Linked DNA regions of Homo sapiens: region 2 is linked to region 1. The links are chromatin contacts, found by Hi-C or POLR2A ChIA-PET in ENCODE. All regions are on one chromosome and are shown on one strand. Each heading gives the region's core, a stretch centred on a gene start or an enhancer-like site at or near the end of the contact. The rest is flanking DNA. Distances are from core to core; before and after follow the strand shown. Region 1 holds the start of TYK2 (tyrosine kinase 2). Region 2 has its middle 24 kb from the start of KEAP1.

What was found. A loop is a pair of places that touch in the nucleus more often than their neighbours do. ChIA-PET counts read pairs that join two places held with the same protein, here RNA polymerase II (POLR2A). Pooled maps may share reads with other maps.
Region 2: a pooled map shows a loop between it and region 1 (3-fold over the local background). The contact joins the enhancer-like site here to the promoter of TYK2 in region 1. A Hi-C loop is called at or near these places in 6 of 50 pooled maps. POLR2A ChIA-PET finds 5 or more read pairs at or near these places in 4 of 52 experiments (BJ, GM10248, Panc1 and 1 more).

What each region holds. Positions count from the first base shown.
Region 1 is chr19:10,375,919-10,383,678 of GRCh38, reverse strand. TYK2 (tyrosine kinase 2) reads left to right here and starts at 3,107. Exons shown (of 25, transcript NM_003331.5): 1 at 3,107-3,299; 2 at 3,900-4,064; 3 at 5,253-5,465. The coding sequence starts at 5,273. RefSeq lists enhancers at 2,478-3,141, 3,050-3,209.
Region 2 is chr19:10,475,812-10,483,571 of GRCh38, reverse strand. No RefSeq gene overlaps it. Among named protein-coding and RNA genes, the nearest start is that of KEAP1, 24 kb to the left of the region's middle. RefSeq lists an enhancer at 4,260-4,329. Within about 2 kb of position 4,496, at least 6 of the 41 ENCODE cell types and tissues checked have a DNase peak (open chromatin) inside an H3K27ac peak, as active enhancers do.

The sequences.
Region 1 (7,760 bases), core at 1,858-4,357:
CTCAAAAAAAAAAAAGTTACCCAGGCATCGTGATGCACATCTGTAGTCCCAGCTACTCAGGAGGCTGAGGTGGAAGATTGTGAATGGTGAATCTGGGAAGTTGAGACTGCAGTGAATTGAGATCACAGCACTGCACTCCAGCCTGGGCAACAGAGCGAGATTCTTGTCTCAAAAAAAAAAAAAAAAAAAAAAAAAAGAAAGAAAGAAAGAAGAGAAACCCAGCTGGGCGCGGTGGCTCACATCTGTAATCCCAGCACTTTGGGAGGCCAAGGCGGGTGGATCACCTGAGGTCAGGAGCTCGAGACCAGTATGGCCAACCTGGCCAAACCCTGTCTCTATTAAAAATACAAAAATTAGCCAGGCGTGGTGGTGCACGCCTGTAATCCCAGCTACCGGGGATGCTGACGCAGGAGAATTGCTTGAACCTGAGAGGCAGAGGTTGCAGTGAGCCAAGATTGCGCCACTGCACTCCAGCCTGGGCAACAGAGCAAGACTCTGTCTCTTTAAAAAAAAAAAAAAAGAAAGAAACTTCCCATGAAATGTCAGGTTGCAATAAGGACTCTGAAGAAAATACAGCAGAGCCCAGGAGGTCAAGTTGCCCAGGCTGGAGTGCAGTGGTGTGATCACGGCTCACTGTAGCCTCAACCTCCTGGGCTCAAGCAATCCTCCCACCTCAGCCTTCGGAGTAGCTGGGACTAACTAATTTTTTTTCCCCCCGAGATGGAGTCTCACTCTGTAGCCCAAGCTGGAGTGCAGTGGTGGGATCTCAGCCCACTGCAACCTCCACCTCCTGGGCTCAAGCGATTCTCATACTTCAGCCTTAGACTAATTTTTTTTATTTTGGGTAGAGATGGGGTCTTGCTATATTGCCCAGGTTGGTCTTGAACTGGGCCCAGACAGTACTCCTTCTTTAGCTCCCTGAAGTGCTAGGTTTATAGGGATGAGCCACTGCATCCAGCCAGGACAAGTCTCTATCAGCATTTTATTTTATTTTATTTTATTTTATTTTTGAGACAGAGTCTCACTCTGGCGCCCAGGCTGGAGTGCAGTGGCGCAATCTCGGCTCACTGCAAGCTCCGCCTCCCCGGTTCACGCCATTCTCCTGCCTCAGGCTGCCACTACGCCCAGCTAATTGTTTGTATTTTTAGTAGAGACGGGGTTTCACCGCCTTAGCCAGGATGGTCTCGATTTCCTGACCTCATGATCCGCCCACCTCGGCCTCCCAAAGTGCTGGGATTACAGGCGTGAGCCACTGTGCCCGGCCTCTATCAGCATTTTCTTTCTTTTTCTTTTTCTTTTTTTTTTTTTGAGACAGAGTTTAGCTCTTGTTGCCCAGGCTGAAGGGCAATGGTGTGATCTCGGCTCACTGCAACTTCTGCCTCCCAAGTTCAAGCGATTCTCCTGCCTCAGCCTCCTGAATAGCTGGGATTACAGGTGCCCACCACCATGCCCAGCTAATTTTTGCATTTTTAGTAGAGACAGGGTTTCACCATGTTGGCCAGTCTGGTCTTGAACTCCTGACCTCAGGTGATCCGCCCGCCTCCACCTCCCAAAGTGCTGGGATTACAGGTGTGAAAGAGACCATTCCCGATCTCTTTCAGCATTTTCATACTGAATGTCCACAGCTGCCCTGTGAGGAGGCTTTTTACCCATATTTTCTGACTCAGAGAGAAGCAGCCACATGTCCCTTGGCCATGGCAGTTAAGACCAACTCCATGGAGCTGGGTGTCTTAGCTCACATCTGTAATCCCAGCACTTTGGAAAGCCAAGGCAGGATGATTGCTTGAGGCCAGAAGTTCAAGACCAGCCTGGGCAACATAGCCAGACCCCATCTCTACAAAAATTTAAAAATTAGCCACAAAATTTAAAAATTAACAACAAAAGGGCCGGGTGCGGTGGCTCACGCCTGTAATCCCAGCGCTTTGGGAGGGTGGATCACGAGGTCAGGAGTTCGAGACCAGCCTGGCCAAGATGGTGAAATCCCATCTCTACTAAAAATACAAAAATTAGCCGGGCGTGGTGGCGGGCGCCTGTTGTCCCAGCTACCCAGGAGGCTGAGGCAGGAGAATCGCTTGAATCCGGGAGTCTGAGGTTGCAGTGAGCCGAGATCGCAGCATTGCACTCCAGCCTGGGCGACAAGAGCGAAACTCCATCTTAAAAAAAAAAAAAAAAAAAAGTGGAAGATGAGGAAGTTGATCAGACATCAAGGATGAGCGGATGACTTAATAGGCTTCTTTGCTAAGACTTGGCTGGGCAGGTGAAAGACAAAGTCGAGGAGTGGTTATGGTGTGGCACAGAAGAAGGGTCAGAGGACGGTCTTTGTTACCTCTTCATGCCTGAGTTTCTTCCTCTGTGAAATGGGGATAATAAGAGCCGCCATACAGGGAATTGCTGCTAGGATCAAATGAGATAATGTATGTGAAACGCTCTGGCTGTAGGCTTCTCAGCAAATGGGCACGACTTGCGGAGTGGGGATTTGAATTCACGTCTGGCGGGATGTCCAAGCTGCTACCCTGACCGCTAGGGAGCTTCAGAGGACAGGGCTGCAGGTGATCAGGAAGAGGACTGGGGCAGGTGGGCGAGGAATGCCTCCCAGGAGTGAAGGAGGGGGAATTCTAGTCAGCAGGATGGAGTCGGCCAGGTAGAAACGAGGGAAAGGAGACAGGACCGGATGGAACGGGGAAGCCAAAGGGCAGGGCGTCGGAGGGTTGAATGGTGGCCGGTGCAGCTTTGAACACCGAGGTGAGGACATGCAGCTGTGTCCTAGGGTCAGGACCGTACACGCCTGACCCAATTCCACAGCACGGAGGGGAACTCCAGGATCCGGCCGCGTTGCCCACACACTTCGCTCTCCCTCCCGCCTCTCGCAAGCCCCTCCCCCGTCTCCGTCCACCGAGTGCCAGCCAATAGCAGAAGCGACAGCGCATCTGGGTGCCGACTCAGCCAATCGCGGCTGAGTGACGAATGAGCCCCAGGACCAATGAGAGTGCCGCCACCATGGCAAAAAAAAAAAAATCCAATGGTGACGAGCAGGGAGAACAGAGCAGCTGCCAATGGGCGTGTGCGTTTCAGGCGGCCAATGGGAGGAGGCGTCTCGGCGGGGGACAAGCAGTAGCTACCCGCGGGAGCGGGGAGGGGTCCGGGTTCGAGCTTGTGTTCCCCCGGAAGGGTGAGTCTGGACGCGGGCGCGGAAGGAGCGCGGCCGGAGGTCCTCAGGAAGAAGCCGCGGGGACTGGCTGCGCTTGACAGGCTGCACTTGGATGGGAGCACCTGGTGCCTCGGGACTGCTCCGATGCCCGGTGGGTGCACATCCCAGTTCCCGCCGTTGCCGGCCGGGTTTAGAGGTTTTGGGGGGAGGACATGGGGGCGTGCAGCCTTCCCAGTTGCAAACTTCACTCCGACCCTGTCTTCAAAGCTGGGTCTGGGTCCAGTGGGGACGAGAAAGGAGGAAGGAGGAAGTAGGCTCCGCGAAAGCCCCATCCCCGGGATCTCATCTATAACATGAATAGGTATTAATGGCAAAGGCTAATTAAGCGCTTACTGTATACCAGGCACTTTCTCTGCCTCCTCGCGTTAAATCCTCCCAGCAGCCTTTTGAGGTAGACACTGTTACATGCCCATTTTCCAGATGAGGAAACCAGCAACATGGGTGGAAGTGACAGCCCCTCCACTTCCATACTGGCGCCCTCAGGAGGCTCAGGCCCTGGATTGGGGGGATGGAGCTGGACATAAACTCTCCTAGGCTTTGGGGAGTCAACAGGGACTGAGGTCACTCATGGGGGTAAATGTGGGAGAGGAGAATTGTGGCCTGAAAGAGGCCATCACCACGATGAAACTAATAACAATTATGTTATTCTTGTTTTGGTCATATTTGTTCTTTTTGTGTGTGCCTGAATCAGGGTCTGTGCTGAATGTGTAATATGCGGAACTATATTGAAACATTACAACCATCTTTTGATGGCAACACCCTGAGGACCTCCCTTTTCCAGATGGGGAAACTGAGGCCCAGAATTGCTAAGTGGCTTGCTTGAGTTGACACAGGGAGCTCCAGGACTCACCCTCAGGTATGTTTGACCACATCTGCCTGTCTGGTTATTTTGGGGAGGTGTGTTAAGAGCAGATTTTTATTTTACTTTTTATTTATTTATTTATTTATTTATTTATTTATTTATTGTATTTTAGTAGAGATGGGGTTTCACCATGTTGGTCAAGATGGTCTCAATCTCCAGACCTCGTGATCTGTCCGCCTTGGCCTCCCAAAGTGCTGGGATTACAGTCATGAGCCACCGCGCCTGGCCCTTTTTATATATTTTTATTACTTATTTATTTATTTATTTATTTATATTTTTAGAGTCAGGGTCTCACTCTGTCACCCAGGCTGGAATGCAGTGGTGCGATCACTGCTCACTGCAGCCTCCAACTCCTGGGCTCAGGAGATCCTCCCACTTCAGCCTCCCGAGTAGCTTGGAGTACAGATGTGCACCCCCACGCCTGGCTAAATTTTAAAAATTTCTTGTAGAGGCCGGGCACAGTGGCTCACGCCTGTAATCCCAGCACTTTGGGAGGCCGAGGCGGGTGGATCACCTGAGGTCAGAGGTTCAAGACCAGCCTGGCCAACATGGCAAAACCCTGTCTCTACTAAAAATACAAAAATTAGCCCGGTGTGGTGGCAGGCGCCAGCTACTCAGGAGGCTGAGGCAGGAGAATCACTTAAACCCAGGAGGCAGAGGTTGTGGTGAGCAAGATTGTACCATTGCACTCCAGCCTGGGCAACAAGAGTGAAACTCTGTCTCAAAAATAAGATAAGATAAGATAAGATAAGATAAGATAAGATAAGATAAGATATAAAATAAAACGTCTTGTAGAAACAGGGTCTTGCTATATGGCCTAGGCTGGTCTCGAGCTCCTGGGCTCAAGCAATCCTCTTGCCTCAACATCCCAAAGTCCTGGGATTAGAGGCGTGAGCCACTGTACCTGGCCAGAGCAGATTTTTATATCTGTGTCAATTTGTGGAAAGAGAGGAGGGTTCAGTGTTATTGTTGATGAGAGATCTAGGTGGGGATGCATACCCCAACCCTGTCCAATAAATGTGGAAAACGAGACTCAGAGAGGGAATCGGGTCTCTAATGTCATGCCAAGATGGGAGCCCAGAATCTTCCCCTCAGGCCTTAGCTGGGGTGGGTGGAAGGTTGAAGAGCTAACAGGGGTCTCTGGGCTGAGACTTGGGAGCTGACAGATTGTCCCCTTTCCAGCTGAGCCACCTGCCGGGAGCATGCCTCTGCGCCACTGGGGGATGGCCAGGGGCAGTAAGCCCGTTGGGGATGGAGCCCAGCCCATGGCTGCCATGGGAGGCCTGAAGGTGCTTCTGCACTGGGCTGGTCCAGGCGGCGGGGAGCCCTGGGTCACTTTCAGTGAGTCATCGCTGACAGCTGAGGAAGTCTGCATCCACATTGCACATAAAGTTGGTGAGTCTGGGGCGTTGGCACCATGGGGACTGGGGTGGGTGTGCAAGCAGCAGCTGGGCCCCATCCATCCGTCTATCCACCCACCCACCCATCCACCCACCCATCCACCCACTCATCCATCCATCCATCCATCCACCCATCCACCCACCCATCCACCCTCCCAACCACCCATCCATCCACCCACCCACCCATCCATCCACCCATGCATCCATCCATCCTCCCATCCACCCATCCACCCACCCATTCACCCACCCATTCACCCATCCACCCACCCTTTCACCCATCCACCCATCCACCCATTCATCCACCCACCCACCCACCCATCCATCCACCCACGCATCCATCCACCCACCCACCCACCCATCCATCCACCCACGCATCCATCCATACATCCACCCACCCACTCATCCATCCACCCACCTATCCACCTATCCATCCACCTACTCACCCACCCATCCACCCACCTATCCACCCACCCACCCATCCACCCATCCATCCACCCACCCATTCATCCATCTATCCATCCATCCACCCATCGATCCATCCATACCCACCCATTCATCCATCCACCCATCCATCCACCCACCCATCCACCCATCCATCCACCCATCCATCCATTCATCCATCCATCCATCCACCCACCCACCCATCCATCCACCCACCCACCCATCCATCCATCCATCCATCCACCCACCCACTCACCCACTCACCCACCTATCCATGCATCCATCCATCCACCCACCCATCCATCCTCCCACCCATTCATCCATCTATCCATCCATCCATCCATCCATCCATCCATCCATCCATCCACCCACCCACCCACCTATTCATCCATCTATCCATCCATCCATCCATCCATCCATCCATCCATCCATCCATCCATCCACCCGTTCATTCGGTGAACATTTTGTAAGCATCTACTGTGTGGCAGCTGCAAATCACTGCCTTTGTAGAGCTGAAATTTTAGTAGGGAGGACAGCAAGAAATATAATAAATCAGAAAACTTGGCCAGGTGCAGTAGCTGACACTTGTAATCCCAGTACTTGAGGAGGCCCAGGCAGGAGGATTGCTTGAGGCCAGTAGTTGGAGACCAGCCTGGGCAACATAGGGAGACCTTGTCTCAACAAAATAATTTTTAGAAATTAGCCAGGCATGGTGGTACATGCCTGTAGTCCCAGCAACTTGAGAGCCTGAGGCAAGAGGATCGCTTGAGCCCAGGAGTTCAAGCCTGCAATGAGGTATGGTTTCGTCACTGCACTCCAGCCTGGGTGACAGAGTGAGACCCAGTGTCATTAAAAAAAGAAAGTCAGGCCGGGCGCGGTGGCTCATGCCTGTAATCCCAGCACTTTGGGAGGCTGAGGCTGGTGGATCACTTGAGGTCAGAAGTTTGAGAGCAGCCTGGCCAACATGGCAAAACTCCAGCTCTACTAAAAATACAAAAACTAGCCGGGCGTGGGGTGCGCACCTGTAATTCCAGCTACTCAGGAGGCTGAGGCAGGAGAATAGCTTGAACCTGGGACATGGAGGTTGCAGTGAGCCGAGATCACAGCACTGCACTCCAGGCTGGGTGACAGAGCTAGACTCCGTTTCAAAAATAAAAAAAGGCCAGGTGCGGTGGCTCATGCCTGTAATCCCAACACTTTCAGAGGCTGAGGCGGGCAGATCACCTGAGATCAGGAGTTCAAGACCAGCCTGGCCAATGTAGTGAAACCGCATCTCTACTAAAAATACAAAATGTAGCCAGGCATGGTGGCAGGTGCCTGCAATCCCAGCTACTCAGAAGGCTGAGGCAGGAGAATAGCTTGAACCTGGGACATGGAGGTTGCAGTGAGCCGAGATCACAGCACTGCACTCCAGGCTGGGTGACAGAGCTAGACTCCGTTTCAAAAATAAAAAAAGGCCAGGTGCGGTGGCTCATGCCTGTAATCCCAACACTTTCAGAGGCTGAGGCGGGCAGATCACCTGAGATCAGGAGTTCAAGACCAGCCTGGCCAATGTAGTGAAACCGCATCTCTACTAAAAATACAAAATGTAGCCAGGCATGGTGGCAGGTGCCTGCAATCCTAGCTACTCAGGAGGCTGAGGCAGGAGAATTGCTTGAACTTGGGAGGTGGAGGCTGCAGTGAGCTGAGATCGTGCCATTGTACTCCAGCCTGGGCAACAAGAGCGAAACTCCATCTCAAAGAAAAAAAAAAAAAAAAAAGAAAGAAAGGCTTTCCCTCCTCCTGCACAGGAAATTGCACTTCCAAATATATCTACTACAGTCTTTCTTTTTTTCTTTTTTTTGAGATG
Region 2 (7,760 bases), core at 3,247-5,746, 99 kb before region 1:
GCAATTTGGGAGGCCCAGATGGGTAGATCACCTAAGCTCGGGAGTTCTAGACTAGCCTGACTAACATGGAGAAACCCTGTCTCTACTAAAAATACAAAATTAGCCGGGCGTGGTGGCACATGCCTGTAATCCTAGCTACTCGGGAGGCTGAGGAAGGAGAACCGCTTGAACCCGGGAGGTGGAGGTTGTGGTAAGCCGAGATCTTAACCACTGCACTCCAGCATGGGCAACAAGAGCAAACATCTGTTTCATTCTTCAAAACTTTGGACCAAATGATATTTCTTATAAATCAAATAAAAGTGCACATGCTTTGAGGGAGTTCCCTATTTAAAGGACTCGCCCTCCTGCAAGCACCAGCACCCTATCCACTGCTCAGGGTTGTAACTAATTTTATGGCGCAAACTTTTTTTTTTTTTTTTTTGAGACAGAGTCTCGCTTTGTTGCCCAGGCTGGAGCGCAGTGGTGTGATCTTGGCTCACTGCAACCTCTGCCTCCTGGGTTCGAGCGATTCTCCTGCCTCAGCCTTCCAAGTAGCTGGGACTACAGGCATGTGCCACCATGTCCCGCTAATTTTTGTATATTTAAGTAGTGGCAAGATTTCACCATATTGGTCAGGGTGGTCTTGAACTCCTGACCTCGTGATCTGCCCGCCTCAGCCTCCCAAAGTGCTGAGATTACAGGCGTGAGCCACCGCGCCCGGCCTGTGGTGCCACCTTTTATTTATTTATATTTATTTTATTTATTTTATTTTTTTTGAGACGGAGTCTGGCTCTGTCACCCAGTTTGGGGTGCAGTGGCGCAATCTCGGCTCACTGCAAACTCCGCCTCCCGGGTTCACGCCATTCTCCTGCCTCAGCCTCCCGAGTAGCTGGGACTACAGGCGCCTGCCACTACGCCGGGCTAATTTTTTGTATTTTTAGTAGAGTTGGGGTTTCACCGTGTTAGCCAAGATGGTCTTGATCTCCTGACCTCGTGATCCGCCCGCCTCGGCCTCTCAAAGCGCTGGGATTACAGGCGTGAGCCACCGCGCCCGGCCGGTGCCACCTTTTAAAGCAGGAACACTCTTTTTAGACTACATGTCCCAGGATCCTCCGGGATTAAGCAATTATCTTGATAAGGGTGGTAAGAAAAGGAAACCGAATCTCCTAGTGCCAACTTCAGTTGCCTCAGCCTTCATTTACGCTCAGCTTCAGGGGCCTGAAAGACTAATAATTACATTACCCAAGAAGTTGGTTTATTTTTCCCTCAAGTCTCAACTATCCTACATGGGGTCTCTTTTATTTCTACCCTACATCCGTCTACTCCTCACATGTCATCCTACCTGGCCGTCTCTCAGTTTATTTTTTTATTTTTATTTATTTTTTCGAGACAGAGTGACTCTGTTGTCCAGGCTGGAGGGCTATGGCCAGATCAAGGCTCACTACTACAGGCATGACCTCCCAGTTTTAAGTGATCCTCCCACCTCAGTCTTTCAAGTAGCTGGGACCACAGGTGTACGCCACCAAGCAGGCTATGTTGCCCAGGCTGGTCTTGAACTCCTGACCTCAAGAGTTTCTCCTGCCTCAGCCTCCCAAAGGGCTGGGATTATAGGCATAAGCCAAAGCACCTGTCCCCCTTCACTCAGTTATTTTATTTTTTATTTTTTTTGAGATGGAGTCTCGCTCTTTCTCCCAGGCCGGATTGCAGTGCCGCTATCTCGGCTCACTGCAAGCTCCGCCTCCCAGGTTCATGCCAGTCTCCTGCCTCAGCCTCCCGAGTAGCTGGGACTACAGGTGCCCGCCACCGCGCCCGGCTAATTTTTTGTATTTTTAGTAGAGACGGGGTTTCACCGTGTTAGCCAGGATGGTCTCGATCTCCTGACCTCATGATCCGCCCTCCTCGGCCTCCCAAAGTGCTGGGATTACAGGCGTGAGCCACGGCACCTGGCCTTTCACTCGATTAATCTTTATGAATATTTTAAGTTTCCCTTTCTTTTTTTTGAGACGGAGTCTCGCTCTGTCGCCCAGGCTGGAGTGCAGTGGCGCGATCTCAGCTCACTGCAAGCTCCGCCTCCCAGGTTCACGCCATTCTGCTTCAGCCTCCCGAGTAGCTGGGACTACAGGCATCAGCCACCTCGCTCAGCTAATTTTTTGTATTTTTTTTTTAGTAGAGACGGGGTTTCACCATGTTGGCCAGGATGGTTTCGATCTCCTGACCTCCTGATCTGCCCTCCTTGGCCTCCCAAAGTGCTGGGATTACAGGCATGAGCCACCCCCCAGCCTCTTTTTTTTTTTTTTTTTTTTTTTTTTTTTTTTGAGACAGAGTTTCGCTCTTGTTACCCAGGCTGGAGTGCAATGGTGTGATCTTGGCTCACTGCAACCTCTGCCTCCCCGGTTCAAGCAATTCTCCTGCCTCAGCCTCCCGAGTAGCTGGGATTACAGGCATGCACCACCACGCCTGGCTAATTTTGTATTTTTAGTAGTGACGGGGTTTCTCCATGTTGGTCAGGTTGGTCTCGAACTTCTGACCTCAGGTGATCTGCCCACCTCGGCCTCCCAAAGTGCTGGGATTACAGGCGTGAACCACCGTGCCTGGCCCTTAAGTTTCCTTTTTTTTTTTTTTTTTTTTTTTTGAGACGGAGTCTCGCTCTGTCGCCCAGGCTGGAGTGCAGTGGCGCGATCTCGGCTCACTGCAAGCTCCGCCTCCCGGGTTCACGCCATTCTCCTGCCTCAGCCTCCCAAGTAGCTGGGACTACAGGCGCCCGCCACTACGCCCGGCTAATTTTTTGTATTTTTAGTAGAGACGGGGTTTCACCATTTTAGCCGGGATGGTCTCGATCTCCTGACCTCGTGATCCGCCCGCCTCAGCCTCCCAAAGTGCTGGGATTACAGGTGTGAGTGAGCCACCGCACCTGACATTTTTTTTAAAATGTAAATCTGTGTGGAAGTGTCTCAAAAATTAATATTGCCTCAGTGAATGAAATAATCAGAGACTTGTTTTGTCTGCCTTAACTGAGTATATATAAAAGTTGTTTTAAAATTTTGTATTTGACCGGGCGCGGTGGCTCACACCTGTAATCCCAGCACTTTGGTAGGCCGAGGTGGGCGGATCACGAGGTCAGGAGATCGAGACCATCCTGGCTAACACGGTGAAACCCCGTCTCTACTAAAAATACAAAAAATTAGCCGGGCGTGGTGGCAGGCACCCATAGTCCCAGCTACTCGGGAGGCTGAGGCAGGAGAATGGCGTGAACCCGGGAGGCAAGAAAAAAAAATTGTTGTTGACTGGCAAATTCTTTTTATTTATTTATTCTTTTTGAGATGGAGTCTCACTCTGTTGCCCAGGCTGGAATGCAGTGGTGTGATCTCGGCTCACTGCAACCTCCACCTGCTGGGTTCAAGCGATTCTCCTACCTCAGCCTCCTGAGTATCTGGGATTACAGGCCCATACCGCCACTCCCGGCTAATTTTTGTATTTTTTAGTAGAGGCGGGTTTTCACCATGTTGGCCAGGCTGGTCTCGAACTCCTGATCTTATATGATAACCTCGGCCTCCCAAAGTTCTGGGATTATGGGCGTGAGCCACTGCGCCCGGCCCTAAATGATTTCTCATGTGGCATAGTGAGTTCCTTCATCAGCTAGTTTCGGTTTCTTCCCATCTTCATGGGGTGAGCTGAGTCTTTTGCCTTCCCGTCTGCTCAATTGGGGGCAAGGGAGCACAGGGGGGTCTTTGGGCCTTCTATCTATGGGTGCCACAGAAGCGTTTGCAGGGGTCGGCCTTAAACTGGAAAGGAGGAAGGGACTGATCTCAGAAAAAGGGGGGATGACAGATGCCTTCTGAGTGTGGGGAGGACAACGATAGGAAACACTCTGGAAACGGGGAACAGCACCAGGCCCCTTCTCGGGAAGAAGAAACAACGCTGGGGAGCCTTGAGGAAGGGGGGACGGCTCTGGCTCTGGGGTCTCCTCAGGAGGGGATAATGGCATGGGGGTCCCCGCCAGAAAGAGGGGATGATGTCCGGGTTTCCCGCGGGAAGAAAGGACAATGCGGTGCTGGCCATCAGGACAGGGTAGTGACAGCAGGGTCCCCTCAAGAAGGGCGGATGACGCCAGGATCCCCCTCAGGAAGTGAGGACGACTCTGGGGTCACTCAGAAAAAAAGGGATGACGCCAAGTGTCCCCTTCTGGAACGGGCGACTGGTGTCAGGATATTCTCAGGAAAAGAAGGACGACGCTGGGGTCTGCCGAAGAGACTAGGAACGACGCTGGGGCCACTCTCAAGACGTTGTGAGGCCTGGATCCCCTCAACCGCTTCGGGGTCCGGGGCTCCCGCTATCGCTCTAGCGCCTTTGGCTCCGCACGCCTCACTTCGCTCAGCTCTCGGCTTCCACCAGCGAGGCGACCGCGCCTCTCATTGGCTGCCTTTTCAAGTGATGACAATTACACCAGCCAATCGTAGTCGGGAAAAAAACTCCCGCTCGTTCTCGCCTCGCCTCCCCCCTCGTTCTGCGAGTGCGCTGGGTCCCTATTCTGCTGTAGCCCGCCCCCCCGCCCCTTAGCCCTACTCTAGGGGGCGCTCACGGGCTCCGACTCCCAGCCCTACCTCCTTCCCTGCCTATGCCTGTGACCCTTTTTATAATAATAGTACTTACTTAATAGGGCTGTTGTGAGCATTTACCTCGATGATTTACGTAAAACAAACAGTGCTTGTCACATAACAACCTCTCGGTAAACCTAAGCTATTGTTATTTGGATTTTACAATGGGGGAAACTGAGGCATGGTTTCCCCCCTTGGCCAGTAACCTGCCCAGACTAACCCAGCCATTAACTTGGCTGAGTTGGAGCCAAAATCCAGGAAAGCTGAATCTAGAATCTGTGTGCTTATCCACCACGTTTTTGTGCCTCCCAGATAATAAATACCAGATGTTTTTCATTTCCCCTGATTATAAAATAACTTTCTGATTATAAAAGTAATATAGACTGGGTGCAGTGACTCACGCCTGTAATCCCAACACTGAGGCAGGAGGATCGCTTGAGCCCAGGAGTTTGAGACCAGCTTGGGCGACATAGTGAGAACCCATCTTTACAAAAAGTTTTTTTAAGTAGCTGGGGGCAGGGGCAGGTGCCTGTCAGCTATTTGGGAGGCTGAGGCAGGAGGATTGCTTGAGCCTGAGAGGTCGAGACTGCAGTCAGCTGTGATTGCACCACTACACTCCAGTCTGGGTGACAAATGAGACCCTGTCCCAATCAATCGATCATCAATGAATGTAATATATGCTCATTGCAAAATGTTCAGAAAATGTCAAAGACTACACAAGACACAGATCTTTCTTTTTTAAAAAATTATTTTAGTATTTATTGATCATTCTTGGGTGTTTCTCGGAGAGGGGGATTTGGCAGGGTCATAGGACAATAGTGGAGAGAAGGTTAGCAGATAAACATATGAACAAAGGTCTCTGGTTTTCCTAGGCAGAGGACCCTGCGGCCTTCCGCAGTGTTTGAAGACACAGATCTTTCTTAATCCCACCACTGGAGACACTGTGAATATCTGGATGGGTAACTGCCTTTTCTCTGCATGTTACTTTTCAGTAGGATCATATAATACAGAATATTTTGAAACCTGCTGTTCTGACTGTGAATATCTCTGGCCATTTCAATAAACATAGATCCACCTGATTTTTTTTTTTTTTTTTTTTTTTTGGAGACGGAGTCTTGCTCTGTTGCCCAGGCTGGAGTGCAGTGGCACAATCTCGGCTCACTGCAACCTCGGCCTCCTGGGTTCAAGCAGTTCTCCTGCTTCAGCCTCCCGGGTAGCTGGGACTATAGGCGCATACTGCCACGCCCGTCTAATTTTTTGTATTTTAGTAGAGACAGGGTTTCACTGTGTTGCCCAGGCTGGTCTCGAACTCCTGAGCTCAGGCAATCCACGAGCCTCGGTCTCCAAAAGTGCTAGGATTACAGGCGTAAGTCACTGCGCCCAGCCCACTTGATCATTTTTAATGGTTGCATATTATTCCATCATATAGGTGAAAAGTAATTTAATAACTCCTTAATAGTGGTCACCTGGATTATTAATAATTCTTCACTATTCTGACCAAGGAGAATAGAGACATTTTTTACTTTAGATATTTGAGCATTTGCATCTTTGCATCTTTTTTTTTTTTTTTTTTTTAGACAGTCTCACTCTGTCACCCAGGCTGGAGGGCAACGGCACGATCTCGGCTCACTGCACCCTCCACCTCATGGGTTCAAGCGATTCTCCCACCTCAGCCTCTGGAGTAGCTGGGATTACAGGCACCCACCATCATGCCTGGCTAATTTTGTTATTTTTGTGGAGATGAGGTTGGTTTCACCATGTTGGCCAGGCTGGTCTTGAACTCCTGACCTCAGGTGATCCTCCCACCTTGGCCTCCCAAAGTACTGGGATTACACGCATGAGCCACCGTGCCTGGCCAAGCAGTTGCATCTTTAAAAAAATATTTTTTGGCCAGGCACGGTGGCTCATGCCTGTAATTCCAGCACTTTGGGAGGTCGAGGCGGGTGGATCATGAGGTCAGCAGCTCGAGACCAGCCTGGCCAAGATGGTGAAACCCTGTTTCTACTAAAAATACAAAAATTAGTCGGGCGTCATGGCGCATCCCTGTAGTCCCAGCTACCTGGGAGGCTGAGGCAGGGGAATTGCTTGAACCCGGAAGGCAGAGGTTGCGGTGAGCTGAGATCGTGCCATTGCACTCCAGCCTGGGCGACAAGAGCGAAACTCCGTCTAAAAAAAAAAAAAAATTTTTGGCCGGGCACTGTGGCTAACGCCTGTAATCCCAGCACTTTAGGAGGCCAAGGCGGGCGGATCACCTGGGGTCAGGAGTTCAAGACCAGCCAGGACAACATGGTGAAACCCCATCTCTACTAAAAATAAAAAAATTAGCCGGGCGTGGTGGTGGGTGCCTGCAGTCCCAGCTACTTGGGAGGCTGAGGCAGGAGAATCGCTTGAACCCGGGAGGCCGAGGTTGCAGTGAGCCAAGATCACACCATTGCACTCCAGCCTGGGCAACAAGAGTGAAACATTGTCTCAAAAAAAAAATTTTTTTTAGAAACATGTCTCAGGTCTAGGTGCGATGGTTGACACCTGTAATCCCAGCACTTTGGGGGGGCGAGGCAGGAGGATCGCTTGAGTCCAGGAGTTTGAGAACAGCCTGGGCAACATGGCGAGACTCCATCTCTACAAAAGAGCAAAAAAAAAAAAAAAAAAAAATTTAGCCTGGCATGGTGGCAGATGCTTCTAATACCAGCTACTTGGGAGGCTGAGTTGGGAGGATCACCTGAGCCTAAGGAGGTTGAGTCTGCAATTAGCCACTGCAGCCTGGAGCCTGGATAACAGAGTGAGATCTTGTCTCGAAAGAAAGAAAAGAAAGAAGGAAGGAAGGAAGGAAGGAAAGAAGGAAGGAAGGAAGGAGAGAAAGAAAGAAAGAAAGAAAAAGAAAGAAAGAAAGAAAGAAAGAAAGAAAGAAAGAAAGAAAGAAAGAAAGAAAGACAGACAGACATGTCTCACTATGTCACCCAGGCTGGTTTTGAATTCCTAGGCTTAAATGATCCTCCCACCTCAGCCTCCAAAAGTGCTGAGATTCCAGGCAAGAGCCACTGCGCCCAGCTGGTTATGTTTTTGATAAATATTGTCAGACCATTCCTGGAAAGCTGTATGTTCTAGCTTGCACGAACAGAAATGAGCTGTGAAAATGCTTTGCAAAAGAAAATAAAAAATAAATGTCTTATTTTGATTTGCATTGAC